Regions from separate parts of the Homo sapiens genome. Here region 1 is linked to region 2. A link is a loop called in an ENCODE intact Hi-C map of the cell type or tissue named here. Cell type or tissue: heart left ventricle. All regions are shown on one strand. Each heading gives the region's core, and the rest is flanking DNA. Links, peaks and the distances in the headings are about the cores only.

What was found. Peaks named below come from ENCODE experiments on the same cell type or tissue, not always from the same donor. Only the 100,000 strongest peaks of a DNase experiment are listed, where the experiment ranks them.
Region 1: a loop joins it to region 2, with 2.3 times the contacts of the local background. A loop is called at or near these places in 53 of 110 quality-filtered maps.

The regions. Positions count from the first base shown.
Region 1 is chr7:102,240,613-102,248,932 of GRCh38, forward strand. CUX1 (cut like homeobox 1) reads left to right here. Exons shown (of 24, transcript NM_181552.4): 24 at 7,800-8,320. It overlaps LOC124901711 (a long non-coding RNA gene), which reads right to left and starts at 6,760. Exons shown (of 3, transcript XR_007060458.1): 1 at 6,679-6,760; 2 at 2,164-2,292; 3 at 1-26. In heart left ventricle, for the core only: no CTCF peak of the experiment used is centred there; no DNase peak of the experiment used is centred there.
Region 2 is chr7:101,598,091-101,606,410 of GRCh38, forward strand. No RefSeq gene overlaps it. Among named protein-coding and RNA genes, the nearest start is that of MYL10, 27 kb to the right of the region's middle. RefSeq lists enhancers at 162-1,090, 1,091-2,018 and a silencer at 4,580-4,639. In heart left ventricle, for the core only: CTCF peaks have their summits at 4,502 (motif pointing right) and 4,709; DNase peaks (open chromatin) are centred at 442 and 4,501; H3K27me3 peaks cover 626 bases.

The DNA of each region.
Region 1 (8,320 bases), core at 308-8,307, 640 kb after region 2:
TATCTTCCAAATTAGTTTGATTAGTTCTGTAATTAAATAAATGAAGTCATTTAAGACCTTTGCATTTGGGAAAGTTCATGAGTTAATGAAGACAGATTGAGCATCTTCTAGATCTCAGATTCTGAGCTAAGTATTTCACCGAGTTATATCACTTAATCCTCACAGCTCACAAATGTATATGAGATACCTTATTCTTGTCATTCCTTTTTTGTTGTTGTTGTTGTTTGAGACGGAGCCTTGCTCTGTCGCCCAGGTTGGAGTGCAGTGGCACGATCTCGGCTCACTGCAGCCTCCTTCTCCCAGGTTCAAGCGACTCTCCTGCCTCAGCCTCCTGAGTGGCTGAGACTACAGGTGTGCACCACCACGCCTGGCTAATTTTTGTATTTTTAGTAGAGACGGGTTTCATCATATTGGCCAGGCTGGTCTCGAACTCCTGACCTCAAGTGATCCGCCTGCCTCGGCCTCCCAAAGTGCTGGGATTACAGGCATGAGCCACCGCACCCAGCCAGTTCTCTTCATTCTACAGATGAAAAATATAGAACTCAGAGGGGCTAAGGAGGTCAGGCCCCAGTGCTGTCTTGGTAGAACAAAGTGCACTGGGATGAAGTGTTTGGAGTAGATGGAGGAAACCCACTGAAGGATCCTGAGTTGCTGATCATAGCTATAACCATACTCTCTGCTGCTAGAAACCAAGAATTCCAGGGCCCTGATGGAGATCCCTAAGCTAGTGCCTTGCCATTGACCATCTCAGGTGCTGCTTCCCATTGTCCCTAGGGCACGATAACATTGGGGTAGGTGCTCCTGGTTCAACCAAGGTCACCCTACGTAGGTCTAGCCGATGGCAGTGGGGCCCTCCCAGCTGTGCACATGACACAGTCATGGGCAGCACAAAGTCACAGTCAGGCTGGAGGGGAAGTTGTGTCTCTCACCGGGCCCTCCCTCCCCCATAAGGTCCACTGGAGTTCCTAAAGGGGCCCAGTAAACCACCCAGGCTCTGAACAAATTGGGAAACTAAAATATTAGGTCAGAGTCCAAATCACACCTTTATTGCCCATAGAGGCAAAGTCACAAGATGCTGCTCATTGTGAGAACTGAGCGCACCTGCTACGTGGACCCTAGACTCAGGCAAACTTCCCCACAATGGCAGCCCTGGCCCCGCACAGGCCTCCCCGTGTTCCAGCTACCTCCCGCAAGGACAAAATCCAGGATTAGCCAGGCGTGGTAACACGCACCTACAGCCCCAGCTACTCAGGAGGCTGAGGTGGGAGGATCACTTGAGGCCAGAAGGCGGAGGTTGCAGTGAGCCGAGATCACACCACTGCACTCCAGTCTGGGTGATAGAGCCAGACCCTGTCTCAAAAAAAGAAAGTCCAGGAGCTGCACAGCCAGTTTCTTCATTCCAAATTTAGCAATCAGATCAAAACAGAGGCAGAGGGAGGCCAGCAGTTAGAACAGTGGAGGTCCCTCTACTTGGAAGGAAACTTCAACAGTAATGAAGCAGAATGAAGGAAATGAACGGAAACGTGGACAGGGGTTTCCTGAAGCTTCTCTTTGCCAGGTGCCATGCTATCCCATTTCCACTTTCTTTCTTTCTTTTTTTTTTTTTTTTTTTTTTCTGAGACAGAGCCTTGCTCTGTCACCCAGGCTGGAGTACAGCAGCACGATCTCGGCTCACTGCAACCTCTGCCTCCTAGGTTCAAGCTTCTCCTGCCTCAGCCTCCTGAGTAGCTGAAATTATAGGCACCCACCACCATGCCCGGCTAATTTTTTGTATTTCTAGTAGAGACTGGGTTTCACCATGTTGGCCAGACTGGTCTCAAACTCTTGACCTCAAGTGATCCACCCACCTCGGCCTCCCAAAGTTCTGGGATTACAGGCGTGAGCCACCACGCCTAGATGCCATCTCTACTTTCTAGCCACAGAGATGCGTGCACTTTGAAGTCTCCTGCAATTCACATCCATTTTAGGGCATGTGTGATAACGCTTTCTATAATATAGACACATGCAAAGCCCTAGGTTACCATCTGGGCATAGATGCTACCAATTATACAAAACAGTTCCAAAAGTATGTTCCCTGGCCCTGCTGGAGCCACGTTTGTTTCCCAAGTCCCCCAACAGGCCTCAGCTGCATGGCAGTCACTGCCCCCTGGCCAGGGTACACACCCTCGGGTTTCTCAGTTTGCTGCTTGTCTTGCTGGTCTTCTGACAGTCATACCCGTCACACTGTAGTCTGCGGTCATTGTGGGGATGCCTCTTTTGTGCATTTTAGCACTAGCAAATTCAGTGGTACACCTGTGGCAAAGATAGAGAAGGGGAGAGAAGAAGAATACCAGTAGGACCTCAAAACTTAGTAAGTAAAATTTAGTAATCACAGGTCTGGGCTGGGTGTGGTAGCTTATGCCCGTAATCCTAGCACTTTGGGAGGCCAAGGCGGGTGGATCACTTGAGGCCAGGAGTTCGAGACCAGCCTGGCCAACATGATGAAACCCCGTCTCTACTAAAAATACAAAAATTAGCCAGGTGTGGTGGGGTGCGCCTGTAATCCCAGCTGCTCAGGAGGCTGAGGCAAGAGAATCGCCTGAACCTGTGAGGTGGAGGTTGCAGTGAGCCATGATCATACCACTGCACTCCAGTCTGGGTGACACAGCGAGACTCTGTCTCAAAAAAATAAATGAATCCCAGGTCTGAATCCAGAGTAGACACTCAACAAATGCTTCCTTTCAAAAATAACTCCACAACAAAGCAGGCTGGGCTGAGTCAAATATGGGATCCAAGAGATGAGTTTGAGCTGCAGAGATCTGGAAAAATATCATGGAAGAGGTATGAAATGAGCAGGCTCTTGAAAGGAGGATTGGAGTAGAGAAGAATTTTATAAGCAACGAAACAGGTGGAAGGAGAAACGAGGGGCCGAGCACAGTGGCTCATGCCTGGAACTCCACCACATTGGGAGGCTGAAGCAGGAGGATGGTTTGAGGCCAGGAGTTTGAGACCAGCCTCAGTGAGACCCTGTCTCTACAGAAAATAATAATAATAATAATAATAATAATAATAATAATAATAATAATAAAATAAATGAAGGAGAAGTGAGCATTCAAAATTAGCATGAAGTCGCTTGTCTAAGATCACCCAGCAGGGGCGGGCTTGGTGGTTCACGCCTATAATCCCAGCACTTTGGAAGGCCAAGGCGGGCAGATCATCTGAGGTCAGGAGTTCGAGACCAGCCTGGCCAACATGGTGAAACCCTGCCTCTACTAAAAATACAAAATTAGCCCGGTGTGGTGGCACATGCCTGTAATCCCAGCTACTCTAGAGGCTGAGGCAGGAGAATCTCTTGAACTCCGGAGGCGGAGGTTGCAGTGAGCCGAGATCACGCCATTGCACTCCAGCCTGGGCAACAGAGCAAAACTCCGTCTCAAAAAAATAAAAATAAAAATAAAAAAAGACCACTCACCCAGCAGGCCAAGGGCAGAGGGCAGAGCAGAGATGCAGACTGAGTTTCTTCTCCAACACTTTGGTTCTTTCACTAAATGCTTTGTACAGACCAACCTGCCGTTATACCCGACAGAGCTTCCCGACACTGGATGTGTTAAATCCCTAACCAAGAACGTAGTTTTTTACGTTCTTTTCTCAGGGGTTAAACAGGAAAAGTAGATTTTCTTTTCTCCTGTCCCACTGGAACCCTCAGGGAGTAACACTTGGTGTCAATTTTTGCCCCCTCAAAAAAAAAACCGAGCTTTATTTCCTCTTATCCTTTCACTTTAAGGGAATTAGAAATATCTCTGGCTAAAGGCAATTAAAAATATCTCAGGCTGGGCCGGGCACGGCCTGTAATCCCAGCATTTGGGGAGGCCAAGGTGGGAGGATTGCTTGAGCCCAGGAGTTTGAGACCAGACTGGGCAACATAGTGAGACCACGTCTACAAAAAATAGAAAAACAGGCGGGCGTGGTGGTGCATGCCTGTGATCCCAGCTACTCAGGAGGCTGAGGTGGGAGAATCACTTGAGGAGGTTGAGGCTGCAGTGAGCTGTGATCATGCCATTGCACTCCAGCCTGGGGAACAGAGCAAGACCCTGTCCCCCAGCAAAAAAAAACATATCTCAGGCTGACCATTTACCCAGGATTGATGACGAGATTGCCAGAACAACATGCCACAGGACACTGCTCTCCCCTGGAAAAACAGGTCCACCCAGTTAGGAACTCAGATTCTGAACCCTCGCAGCCACGGCATTCTGCGAGCCTTGTGTGACTTCCCTAAAAACCACAACTGCTCCTGGAAGCTCATCTTTCTAGGCCAGAAGACAGTATTCCTTAGAAATATGGAGACAAATCTAGGCTAAAAAGGATGATGTCTCACATCTGTGGAGCACAAAGCATGTGCCAGGCACTGAGCCAAAAAGGTTTTTGTTTGTTTGTTTGTTTTCTGATTTTGGTTTTGGTTTTGGTTTTTTGAGAAAGGGTCTCGCTCTGTCGCCGAGGCTGGAGTGCAGTGGCAAAATCTCAGCTCACCGCAGCCTTGAACTCCCAGGCTCAGCCAATCCTTCCATCTGAGCCTCAGGAGTAGCTGGGGCTTCAGGTGCATGCCACCACACCTGGCTAATTTTTTGTATTTTTCTGTAGAGATGGGGTTTTGCTATTTTGCCCAGGCTGGTCTCTAACTCCTGAGCTCAAGTGATCTCCCACCCAGGCCTCCCAAAGCCCTGGGATTATAGGCATGAGTCCCTGCACCCGGCCTGAGCAGACAGTTTTATAGATATATCATCTTATTAGTCCCTCCATCAGCACCCAAGTGCAGTGCTGCTGGCCCCATTTTACAGGCAAAGTCTGCACACAGGGGCCAAGCTCATGAGCATGGAAACACAAGCCCCATGCCTAACGGTGTCCGCTCCCCACCCCAGCCTTAGGGCTTATCACAGCACACAAACAGCGGCTGGATAGGGGGAAGGGTGACCCCTTTTTGAATGGCTACTTTGGGTCCTACATCATACATTTAATACCTTATTTAATCTTAATAACTTCTCTGCAAGGAAGATACCATTCTCCACATTTTTCAGACAAGAAATAAGAAAACTGAAGTTGTAGCCAGGCGTGGTGGCTCACCCCTGTAATCCCAGCACTTTGGGAGGCCAAGGCAGGTGGATCACCTGAGGTCAGGAGTTCAAGACCAGCCTGGCCAACATGGTGAAACCCCGTCTCTATTAAAATACAAAAAATTAGCCAGTTGTCGTGGCACGTACCTGTAGTCCCAGCTATTTGGGAGGCTGAGGCAGGAGAATCATTTGAACCCAAGAGGCAGAGGTTGCAGTGAGCTGAGATCGCACCACTGCACTCCAGCCTGGGCGTCAGAGTGAGACTCCCTTCTCAAAAAAAAAAAAAAATGAAAAATGAAATTTTCTTATTTCTCACAGAATGCTATGGCTATGAGGTTAAATAACTTCTCCAAGTTGCACAGCTAGTAAGCACCTTAGCCAGATATCCAACCCAAGTGTGCCTGCTTCCAAAAAGCCTGTACTCTGGTTTTGGGTCGGGCTGGGACCAAACCTTCACTACCCATATAGCCTCCCGCCTCCCCAACCAGAATAGGTGGGGTGGAGAGTTTCACCCCAACTAGCAGTCTCACTGCCAAGGAACTTGAAAGCCATAGCGCCCAGGAACCTGTTCACAGAAGCCACCATTTCCTGGGCTCCCAAGGTAGCCCCAGGGAAGGGGGAAAGACTTACACACCTTGGAACTTCTGGGGGGCTTCTCAGAACCTTTCCTTTCTGAACCAGAGCTCACAAATCTTTCAGGACAAGGTTCAGAGCTCACTGCACGCAGGAATCAAATAACTCCATAGCAGATTCACAACCCCCTGCACCCCACCAGAGTTCAATACCCTGGGCTAAGCTACAGTAGGATCTTCCCCAGGGGAGTCCCCACAGTCAGCACAGGACCCGGCGCAGAGTAGGAGCCCAGAAAACCTTTGTTTTTTTTTTCCCTTGAGACAGGATCTTGCTCTGTCGCCCAGGCTGGAGTGCAGTGGCAGTCTTGGCTCACTGTAACCTCCACCTCCCAGGTTCAAGAGATTCTCCTGCCTCAGCCTCCTGAGTTGCTGGGATTACAGGTACCTGCCACCACGCCTGGCTAATTTTTGTATTTTTAGTAGAGACAAGGTTCCACCATGTTGGCCGGGCTGGTCTCGAACGCCGGGCCTCAAGCCATCTGCCCGCCTCAGCCTCCCAAAGTGCTGGGATTGCAGGCGTGAGCTACCATGCCCAGCCTCAGAAAGCCTTATTGGCCGGGCTTGGTGGCTTATACCTGTAGTATCAACACTTTGGGAGGCCAAGGCAGCAGAATCACTTCAGCCCAGGAGGTCAAGTTTGCAGTAAACTATGATCTTGCCCCTGCACTCCAGCCTAAGCAACATCATGAGATCCTGTCTCTACAATATTTTAAAAATTTAGGCATGGTGGTATACACCTGTGGTCCTAGCTACTCAGGAGGCTGAGGCAGGAGGATCACCTGAGCCTGGGAGGTGGAGGTTGCAGGGAGCTATGATCACACCACTGCATTTCAGCCTGAGTGACAGAGCAAGACACTGCCTCTAAGTAAAATAAGGAAAGGAAAAAAAAAAAAAGAAAGAAAAAATACAGAATTTGGTGGAATTCCACCCTACCCTGGACCACAAGCCCCCAACCTGACCTTCTGTGGCTCAGAGATTAAAATTGTCACTTTGGCCACTATCCAATAATTGGTCCTCTCTCCTGAAGTCCTGATGGATGCAGCGGTTATCAGGCAGTTTCACTGATGAACTCACCCAGCCTTCGTTACTGCACACCAGGCGCCAGTGCAAGGCCTGGGTGTACAAAGAATAAATAGGACCTTGCCTTTCTCAGTCTAGTTGGAGCGGGATGGGATGGGATGGAGGAAACGTGTCACTCGATAAGAACCCTGGCCAGAAGTGGTGGCTCATGCCTGTAATCCCAGCACTTGGGGAGGCCCAGGCAGGAAGATTGCTTGAGCCCAGGAGCTCAAGACTAGCCTGGGCAACATGGCAAGACTCCATCTCTTTAAAAAATTTAAAAATTAGCAAGCATAGTGACACAGTTGTGGTCCTAGCTACTCAGGAGGCTCAGATGGGAGGATCACTCAAGCCCAGTAGTTGGAGGCTGCAGTGAGCTGTGATGGCACCACTGCACTCCAGTCTGGGTGACAGAACAAGGCCTTGTTTCCAAAAGGTTTTTGAAAAATAAAATAAGTGGCCGGACGCAGTGGCTCACACCTGTAATCCCAGCACTTTTGGAGGCCAAGGCAGATAGCTCATGTGAGGTCCGGAGTTTGAGACCAGCCTGGCCAACATGGTGAAACCCCATCTCTTCTAAAAATGCAAAAATTAGCTGGATGTGGTAGTGGGTGACTGTAATCCCAGGTACTCTGGAGGCTGAGGCAGGAGAATCGCTTGAACCCAGGAGGCAGAGGTTGCAGTCTGCGGAGATTGAGCCACTGCACTCCACCTGGGCAGCAACAGGGAAATTCTGTCTCAAAAAATAAAAATTAAAATAAGTGCCCGCGGCAATTTGTTGCAGTGGAGAATAGGGGAGTGGTGTCCCAGCCCTGGGATGGCTCCTGGCCAGGCCCGGAGGGGTGGGTGGTGACTCTGGAGAGGGGCTGCCCCGTGGCCCGAGGGTCGCTGGAGGGGCACGGAGGGGCCTCCAGGCTGGACGGAGCAGGAGCCCCAGAGAGAGGGGTCTGGCTGGGGTAGCACCAGAGGCCCTTTCCCCAGCAGCACCCCCCTCACGTCCCCGCCGCTTGTTGTCTTGTAGGTCTCGGATCCGCAGAGAACTGTTCATTGAGGAAATTCAGGCCGGGAGTCAGGGCCAGGCGGGCGCCAGCGACTCACCCTCGGCCCGCAGCGGCCGGGCGGCGCCCAGCTCGGAGGGCGACAGCTGCGACGGCGTGGAGGCCACTGAGGGCCCAGGCAGCGCCGACACCGAGGAGCCCAAGTCTCAGGGAGAGGCCGAGCGGGAGGAGGTGCCGCGGCCGGCGGAGCAGACGGAGCCGCCGCCCTCGGGGACCCCGGGCCCGGACGACGCCCGCGACGACGACCACGAGGGAGGCCCCGTGGAAGGCCCGGGGCCCCTGCCCAGCCCCGCCTCCGCGACCGCCACCGCCGCGCCCGCGGCCCCCGAGGACGCCGCTACCTCAGCCGCCGCCGCGCCGGGGGAGGGCCCCGCGGCCCCGAGCTCCGCGCCGCCGCCCAGCAACAGCAGCAGCAGCAGCGCCCCCCGCAGGCCCAGCTCGCTGCAGAGCCTTTTCGGCCTCCCCGAGGCCGCGGGCGCCCGGG
Region 2 (8,320 bases), core at 67-8,066:
CACTGGCCAGGTCGTAACGTTGAGACCCAACCACTCATTCTGCTCCCTGGGCTGGGTGCACCTCGTGGGTAGTCATTGGCCTTATTTATCTCTGGGCCCCCCGGGAAGGCATGAGAGCCAAGCTGCTGAATACAGGGGCCCTGCAGCTTGTACTGAGCATTTGAGTACCAGACACTTCTAGGATTTCACGATGGAAGACCCTATGATACGGCATCTCCTTCCCATGCCCCACTATCAGGGACAAGGGGTGCAGAGACAACGGGGCCTCCCAGCTGGAGGGACTGTTCAGGGCCAGCTCTGAGCTGCCTCCCACCCTCGCCTAGCCTCTGGCAGGGCCTCTGGCCAGGCAGGAACGGCCAACAGAGTCACCTCCTGCTGACAAGCCTGGCGCTGACAGCCAGGATCTGGGAGAACAAGAAGTCCATTCAAGGCGCAGGGCCGGGCGGGCCCACTTTCAGGTGTATGATCTCACCTCTCGGAAACTGGCAAGCCGCCGGAGGGCCTCGTCAAGGCTTTGATGACCCTGTGCTGAGGACGCAAATCCTAGGCCTGGCCGACACCCTGCTCCAAGGACCAATGACTGAGGCCAGAGAGGGTCCCAGATGGAGCCTGGGTAGGGGTGAAACTGCACAGGCGGACGGGCAGAGCGTCCACCCTGGAGAAGAGACCCAGGCCCAACCAGGCCCCAGAGCCTGCACGAGCACCTGGAGTGGCAGGGACAGCCCAGCCCCCTCCTGCCCCACTTCCTGGGAAGCAGCAGCTTGTGTGTTCTGGTCGGTCGGCTTTGGCAAAGCTGACTGGTGACGTCAGGCAGGCACCCCCTCTCATCCAGATCCTGGGCCCCCCACACACTGGGCCCAGCTGGGGGATGGAGCTAAAGGAACTTTGCTCCCAGCTCATCTTGTTTCTGGGCTTTGTTGCCCAGTGGCCACTGGCACCCTGGTGGAAGGGACCAGCCAGGGGGAGTAGTAGGCCCCATCTCAGCTGGAATCTCCCAGGGTAACTGGGCCTGCAGCTTGCTGGAGTCCGTACTTTTCTGTGAGCTCACAGGGCAGATCCCAGAAGCCAAAACTGACCCAGAGGGAATGGAACTCAGATGGTCAAGAAACCACTGCCCTCTGCCCTCTTGGCATGTGACCTTAGTTCCACCCATAGAGACCAGATGGCAGTCTCTGGCTTTTCCAAGGACCCGCGGGGCAGGAATGCAAGACAGAGCACACACTGGCCTCTCACTGTGACCAGCAGTGGCCTCTGTCGTCACCTCTGTGGACGGCAACACGGGCCTTCCATCCATTCCCCAAAAGGAAGGCAAAGCCACAGCACCCATGCAGGGGCCGAAGCCTCACGGGAGGTTCCCCATGCCTTCGAAATGACTACTCTGCTCTGGCCGGAGGACCCGGGTCCTGCCACCTGACCTGAGAGCCTCTCTCAGCTCAGGTCCTGCCTCCTGATCACTCGCTGAGCTTGGCCTCCCAACAACTGTGATGACAACAGGCTGTCTACTGCCTCTCGGAGCTCCTCCTGCCCTGGCGGGCCTGGCTCATTGGTGCCCTGGATGGCTCCCCATCTCCCAGCAACCGGGACTTCTCCCTCCTCCAGGCCCCCGGGACTCTGCCTAGCCCATGCCCTGGGATGTTTATGGATGTGTCCACTGCCCAGCTTCTCAAGAACAGAGGCTGGGTGTGAGCCCACACCGATTCCTAGTGCTTAGCATAAGCCTGGTCCAAGGAGGCACCCACTGGTGGTTTGCAAAGTGAAGTCTCTGGTAATTGAAAGGGCAGTGTGACCACATCCTTGGAGTGGAAAGATGACAGGCTTCGAGAGCAGACAGCCGTGGGCAGTTGTGGCCCTTGGACAAGTATCTTAGCTTATCTGAGCCTCAGTTTCCTCATCTGCAGAATGGGAATATTAGCACCTATTCCCCTACAAAATAGCACAGCAACACAAGGCTAAAGAGAGGTGTTTGTTGTTTTTGTTTTTGTTTTGAGATGAAGCCTCACTCTGTTGCCCAGGCTGGAGTGCAGTGGTGCAATCTCAGCTCACTGCAACCTCTGCCTCCCAGGTTCAAGTGATTCTCCTGCCTCAGCCTCACGAGTAGCTAGGACTACAGGTGTCTGCCACCGTGCCTTGCTAATTTTTGTATTTTTAGTAGAGATGGGGTTTCACTGTGTTGGCCAGGCTGGTCTTGAACTCCTGACCTCAAGTGATCCGCCCACCTCAGCTTCCCAAAGTGCTGGGATTACAGCGTGAGCCACCATGCCCGGCCCTAAGGCTGGAGAGAGATTTTAGAGAGACCAACCGCGTGAAGCCCCGTCTACCAGATCCAGCACAGGCGCTCAAAAAAATCAGTCCCTGCTCCAGCTCTGGGCTTCTCTGTCACTGGCCTTCTGTGCCCAGTCCCCCGGAAACTGATCTGAGCTGGGGTGTGAGCCTTCACAGCAGCGTGTAGGGAAAGTGCTGGGCCAGGGTCCTCCGCCCTGACTTTTGGGCTCATCCTGCCACTTCCTGCCTATGTGTGCAAACGAGAGCTGCCTTTTCTCTCTGAATCCCAGCTTTCTCAACTGTAAAATGGGTACTCCAGCCTGCCTGGCCCACCTCACAGTGGAGGTCCAGGTGCTGTGTAGACTGTTGAGGGCCATGTGTCAGGTGGCCCAGGCCACCCAGGGACTGGGCAACCTCACTGGCAGGTGGGCATAGGGACGGCTCTTGTCCAGGAGGGCCTGCCTGGATGGTGAGCCAGTGAGAGTCCTCAGTCCCCAGCCAGGACTGCTCTGGGCCCAGCCTGGCCGGAGATCCCATCCCAAAGGCAATGACCATGCTTCAGCCTCTCGAGTAGCTGGGATTACAGGCACACAATCATACCCAGCTAATTTTTTTAGTAGAGACGGGGTTTCACCATGTTGGCCAGGCTGGTCTTGGACTACAGACCTCAAGTGATCCGCGTGCCTCCGCCTCCCAAAGTGCTGGGATTACAGGCGTGAGCCGCTGCATCTGGCCAGGCCTCCAGCTTTTATGGGAGACTCACGTCTGCCCGCTTGATGGAAGTTCTGGGCAGGGCAGGAGGGAGAAGAACCAGTATTTACCAGAATGGATGAGGGCATTCCAGGAGGGGCCTTTCGCTGAATGGAGGCAGTGTGGAAAAGGGGCAGGTGGGACCCAGACGGTGCAGGAGCCTGAGGCTGTCCCTCCAGGCTGTCCCAGGGATCCAGAGCCTCATCGAGGCCCCATCCTTGGCTCTTCTACCGCCCCTATCCATGGAAGCCAGGAATCTTGTTGCCCCACTTTGGGAGTCAAACTTCACAGCTTTGTCTGTCTCCAAGCCTCCCACTGGAGGTGCTTGGAGGCCTCAAACCTGCAGCCTTGAATCACCCAATGCCCTGATGGGCTGGGCTGCAGAGAGGGAGGGAAAGGTTATGGGAGTGCTGGCAGTGGAAATGGCTGGAGGTATAATGTCATTCCATTTGCAGACCAGGAAACAAAGGATGGCAGAGGGGACCACACAGCCAGGCAGTGACAGGTGGGGACAGAAAGGGACACCCCCCTGCCACCCATTGTCCTGGGGGTGCTGCCCAGGTTCCTGAGTGAGTGGTTGGGTCAGGTCACCTAAAGAACACTTGGAAGCCCGCGAGGAGAGGAAACCCACTTTGAACAAATGTGGAGAAAGGCGTGGATCAGAGTCTAACAGCTGAGGTCCCCGATGACTGTGTCCCGCTCCATTTAGGGCCCGGGACACACAACCCTCCTTGGTCCCCTCCCGTGGACATGGGACCAGGACCAAGGTCTCTTCCCCCTGAATATCCCGCCCTCCCCAGCCTCCTGCCAACTGCCTGCCTTCCAGTGCCCCCGAGGACACAGGACTGAGGCTGGATAGAGGATTGCTTCGTGGACCTTTGCTGGGGACATGTGGACAGGCAGGGGCCACCAACTCAGAGCGAAGACGTCACAGATGTGTGAAAACACTGAAGATGGGGACACAGAGGCACCGAGCGTTAGGTGGCTGGAGTCACTGGATCACAGCGTCTGGAGCCAAGGGTTTCCACTGTTCCCAGGTGTAATTCCTCCCCGCAGCCGTGCAAGGCGGGTGCCCCAGCTGTACTCACTTGGCTGCTCTGTAGGTCGCACAGTCAGTAAGCGGCAGAGCTGGGACAGGCCAGGCAGGTAGGCGTCTTGACTCGGTGCCTTACCCTCTCTGGCCTCAGTCTTCTCATCTGTCAAATGGTATAATAATAGGATGTACTCCTCAGGGTTGCTGGGAGGGTTACACACGTTAGTGCACACTGCCTGGGGCTCGGTGACTGTTCTCTAAGTGTTTGCTGCTATTTTTTTTTACTTAAGGAAACTTAACATCGAATAGGTTAAGCAGCCGGGGCTTGAATTTAGTCTTCTCTGCACCAAAGTTGCGCTGTGGACTCTTGTGCCGACTGTGATCTAGAGATTCCCAAGCCCCAGAGGCTTTGGGGAAGGCGGAGCCAGGAGAGGCTGCTCAGCTGTCAGTAGATGGCGCTGTGGAGCCACAAGGGCCGCCCTCGCTGCAAAAGCCCGTTGACGCACCAGGCTGTGCACAGACTGGGGTCTCCCCGCCCTGGGCCAGGCCCTGCACCAGATATGGCCCCAGGAGAGGGGGTGCCGCTAACCCTGTTTCCCTGATGAGGGATATGAAGGCTCAGAGAGGTTGAACCACTAGCCTTGAGGTCACACAGCTATAAGGGGCAGGGCTGGGGCTCCCCACCCCAGATGCCTCACTGAGCTCTCCAGCCCCACCCCCATCCCACCCCTCACCCTGGCCCTCAAGAGGCCACAGTGACTCCCTGGCGCTTGATGGGAGCCAGGCGCGTCCCTCCTTCCCCCATGGCTGGACATTCCAATGAAGCTGAAGCCACCAGCTTTGAAGTGAGAGCTAAACCCGGATTAGGGCGGCTCCAGGCTGGCCTCTCCTTCCCAGCCCCATTGCCAGGCCCACGCTCACCAACCACGTCAGGCCAGAGTCCTGGCGGCACAAAGGGGTCTGGGGCCTAGAGGAGGCAGGACCTGCCCCGCACAACACAGTCCCTCTCATAGTCTGTTAAGAAGCCTCGGGGGCCCCCACGACCTGCTACTAGCCTGAAACCCCACGTCACGCGGGTGCCAGCACAGAAGCTCCCACGGGGCTGGGAGGCTGTGTGTCCGTCTGTCTGTGAGCAGCCACACTTCCCTGGCCTCACCCTGCCTGTTTGGGTTCCAGGATCAAGCCTCTTTATTCAAGGAGATTTGGACTCAAGACTGGAAGATGACACTGGTATAGTGAAGCTACACCAGTTCTGGAACCCGTGTTCCAGAAGGTTCTGGAACATCCACCTTCAAATTAATCTCTCACAGCCTCTTCTTCAGAATTCAGCTCTTCCCAGACTTCACTTTTTTTTTTAATTTTATTTTATTTTACAGAGTCTCGCTCTGTCGCCTAGGCTGGAGTGCAGTGGTACAATCTTGGCTCACTGCAACCTCCACCACCAGGGTTCAAGTGATTCTCCTGCCTCAGCCTCCCAGGTAGCTGTGATTACAGGCATGAGCCACCATGCCCAGCCTTATTTTATTATTATCTTTTTGAGACGGAGTCTCACTCTACCGCCCAGGCTGGAGTACACTGGTGCAATCTCTGCTCACCGCAACCTCTGCCCCCCGCTGGGTTCAAGTGATTCTCCCACCTCAGTCTTCCCAGTAGCTGGGATTACAGGCATGTGCCACCATGCCCGGCTAATTTTTATATTTTTAGTAGAGACGGGGTTTCACCATGTTGGCCAGGCTGGTCTTGAACTCCTGACCTCAGGTAATTCACTCACCTCGGCCTCCCAGAGTGCTGAGATTCCAGGCGTGAGCCACCGCGCCTGGCCTTTTCCCAGACTTCAGTGATTCTCATTTCACCTTCATGACTTTTTTTTTTGTAGCTAAATATTGTTTACATTTATCTTTTTCCTTAAATCGACTCCTATACATATGTTTATTTTAAAGAAAGCTTTTATAAAAAAGAAACCTTGCTATCAAAAATGAAAAGCTAGTCCCCTGTGCCACATACAGACAACATGCATAAAAATGCATGCCATGGCTGGGAGCAGTGGGTCATGCCTATAATCCCAGCACTTTCGGAAGCTGAGGTGGGTGGATCACGAGGTCAGGAGTTCGAGACCAGCCTGGCCAACATAGTGAAACCCTGTCTCTACTAAAAATACAAAAATCAGCCAGGCGTGGTGGCAGGTGCCTGTAATCCTAGCTACTCAGGAGGCTGAGGCAGAAGAATTGCTTGAACCCAGGAGGCAGAGGTTGCAGTGAGCCGAGATCATGCCACTGCACTCCAGCCTGGGTGACAATGCAAGACTCCGTCTCAAAAAAAAAAAAAAAAAATGCATACCATGAAAACGGAACAATGCCGTTCAATTCTGGCTGGCTGCCGGGGCCTAGGGAAGGCTCTCAGCCTGGTGTCTGCTCCCTTGCTAAAGAGGGCAGTAGGCTGGTCAGAGACCTGTCTGCACCAAATCCAGCATCTCTCCTTGATGCAACCAGGAGAGAACATTGTGGAAGGAGACTCCCTTTCAGCATCTTTCATTTGGAGACTGGTCATCATCTCCTCTTTGTCTGCATTTCTGCCACCCATTCTTCAAGTTATCACCTCCTCCAGGAAGCCCTCCAGGCTGAAAAGGGCATCCCCACTGTGCTTCTTCAGCTCCACAGGCATTTCCTGACTTGGCATTTGTCATCCTGGTTTAATAAATCACATTTCTGGTTATGTCACTCCCAATGGAGTGAAAGTGTCCCTTTTTTATTCCTTAGAGACAGGGTCTTGCCCTGTCACCCAGGCTAGAGTGCAGTGGGACAATCATAGCTCACTGCAGCCTCCAATTCCTGGGCTCAGTCAATACTCTTGCCTCAGTCTCCCAAGTAGCTGGGACCCCAGGCACACAGTACTACACCCAGCTTTTTTTTTTTTTTTTTCAGAGATGGGGTCTCACTATGTTGCCCAGGCTGGTCTCAAACCCCTGGCCTCAAGCAGTCCTCCTGCCTCAGCCTCCCAAAGTGCTGGGATTACACACGTGAGCCACCACACCCAGCAAGGGCCAAACCTTTACCATGGCCCACACAGTTGTGGGCCACTCTCTTCCATCCACCACAGCCTGTCCTCTGGCTGTCTACCTCTCTGTCACCTTGAGTCCTTCTTGCATCATGATGTCCTCACTGGTCATGGCGTTGGCCTTCTCCTGGATATAAGCTCAGTGTGGTCTGGTGAGGTGTTTCTGTCCACCCTCGGATCCCCAGGCCTAGCCTGCTTGAAGGAGGAGAGCAGCCTGGAAACTTGGCATCGTCACTGTCTCCATTTTCCAAATGGAGAAGCTGAGTCCCAGTGAGGTTGGTGACTTTCCCAGGGACACCCATCTAGCCGTGGCAGACCTGGATGCAAACCCAGGCCTCCGGGGCCAGCAGGGATCCACCCTCCCCTAAACTCCCTCCCTCTCAGGGCTCTACTTCACCTTGATCAAGCGAGACCTTGTGTTTGAGAGAGACAGGAAGAGAAAAACAGACACGGACAGACCCCTGGGATCCCCGGAGGCCCAAGCCAACCCCCAGTCAGACTGAAATCCTTAGCCCAGCCCGGGCCTCAGCTCACAGCAGGCATAGAGTACAATTTTCCATCCAGACTCTAGCTATGGGGGCACCCCCTCGGAACCTCACCGCATGCCTTCACCAGCCCCTGAGGCCTGAAATTCCATGAGGACATTTCATTGCCCTGAAGTGTGGTGTCCCAGGCTAAAGACACCATCAGCCCCTAGTCCCCACTTCCACCCCAGCCATGTCCTGGCTGTGAAAAAGGTGCAGCCGCTCCCAGGGTTGCCAGAAAAACAGAGTGATGGTGGAAGCCGGTGCCAGGCAGGGTCCCTCCACCAGCCACGCTGTCCCGGGAGGGGCCCCACCCTTCTGCGATCAGCAGAGGATCCCTGGGAGAGTCGCCGCCCCTCCAGCTCCAAGCCCCTGGGGTCCGTCCTGGAAAGACCTTCAAAGGACTTGGCCATTCTTGAGTGAGCGCCAGGACGGAATCTGCTCCCAGAGTCAATTTAAGCAGCCACACGGGTGGAAGGAATTTGCTGTTTCTCTTAACAGCGACCCCCTCATGATTTATGCGGGGGCCACTGTCCGAAGGCCCCCGGCTGATGGCTCCTGAGCGGAAAAATGAAATGCCAAGACCCAGGCATCTTGCTGGGCTAATTACTCTCAATGAGACCCAGCTGGCTGTGGGAGCCGGCGGCGCCGGGGCAGGCCCGGATCCCTGTACCCAGCTCCCTGGGGCTACAAAGGC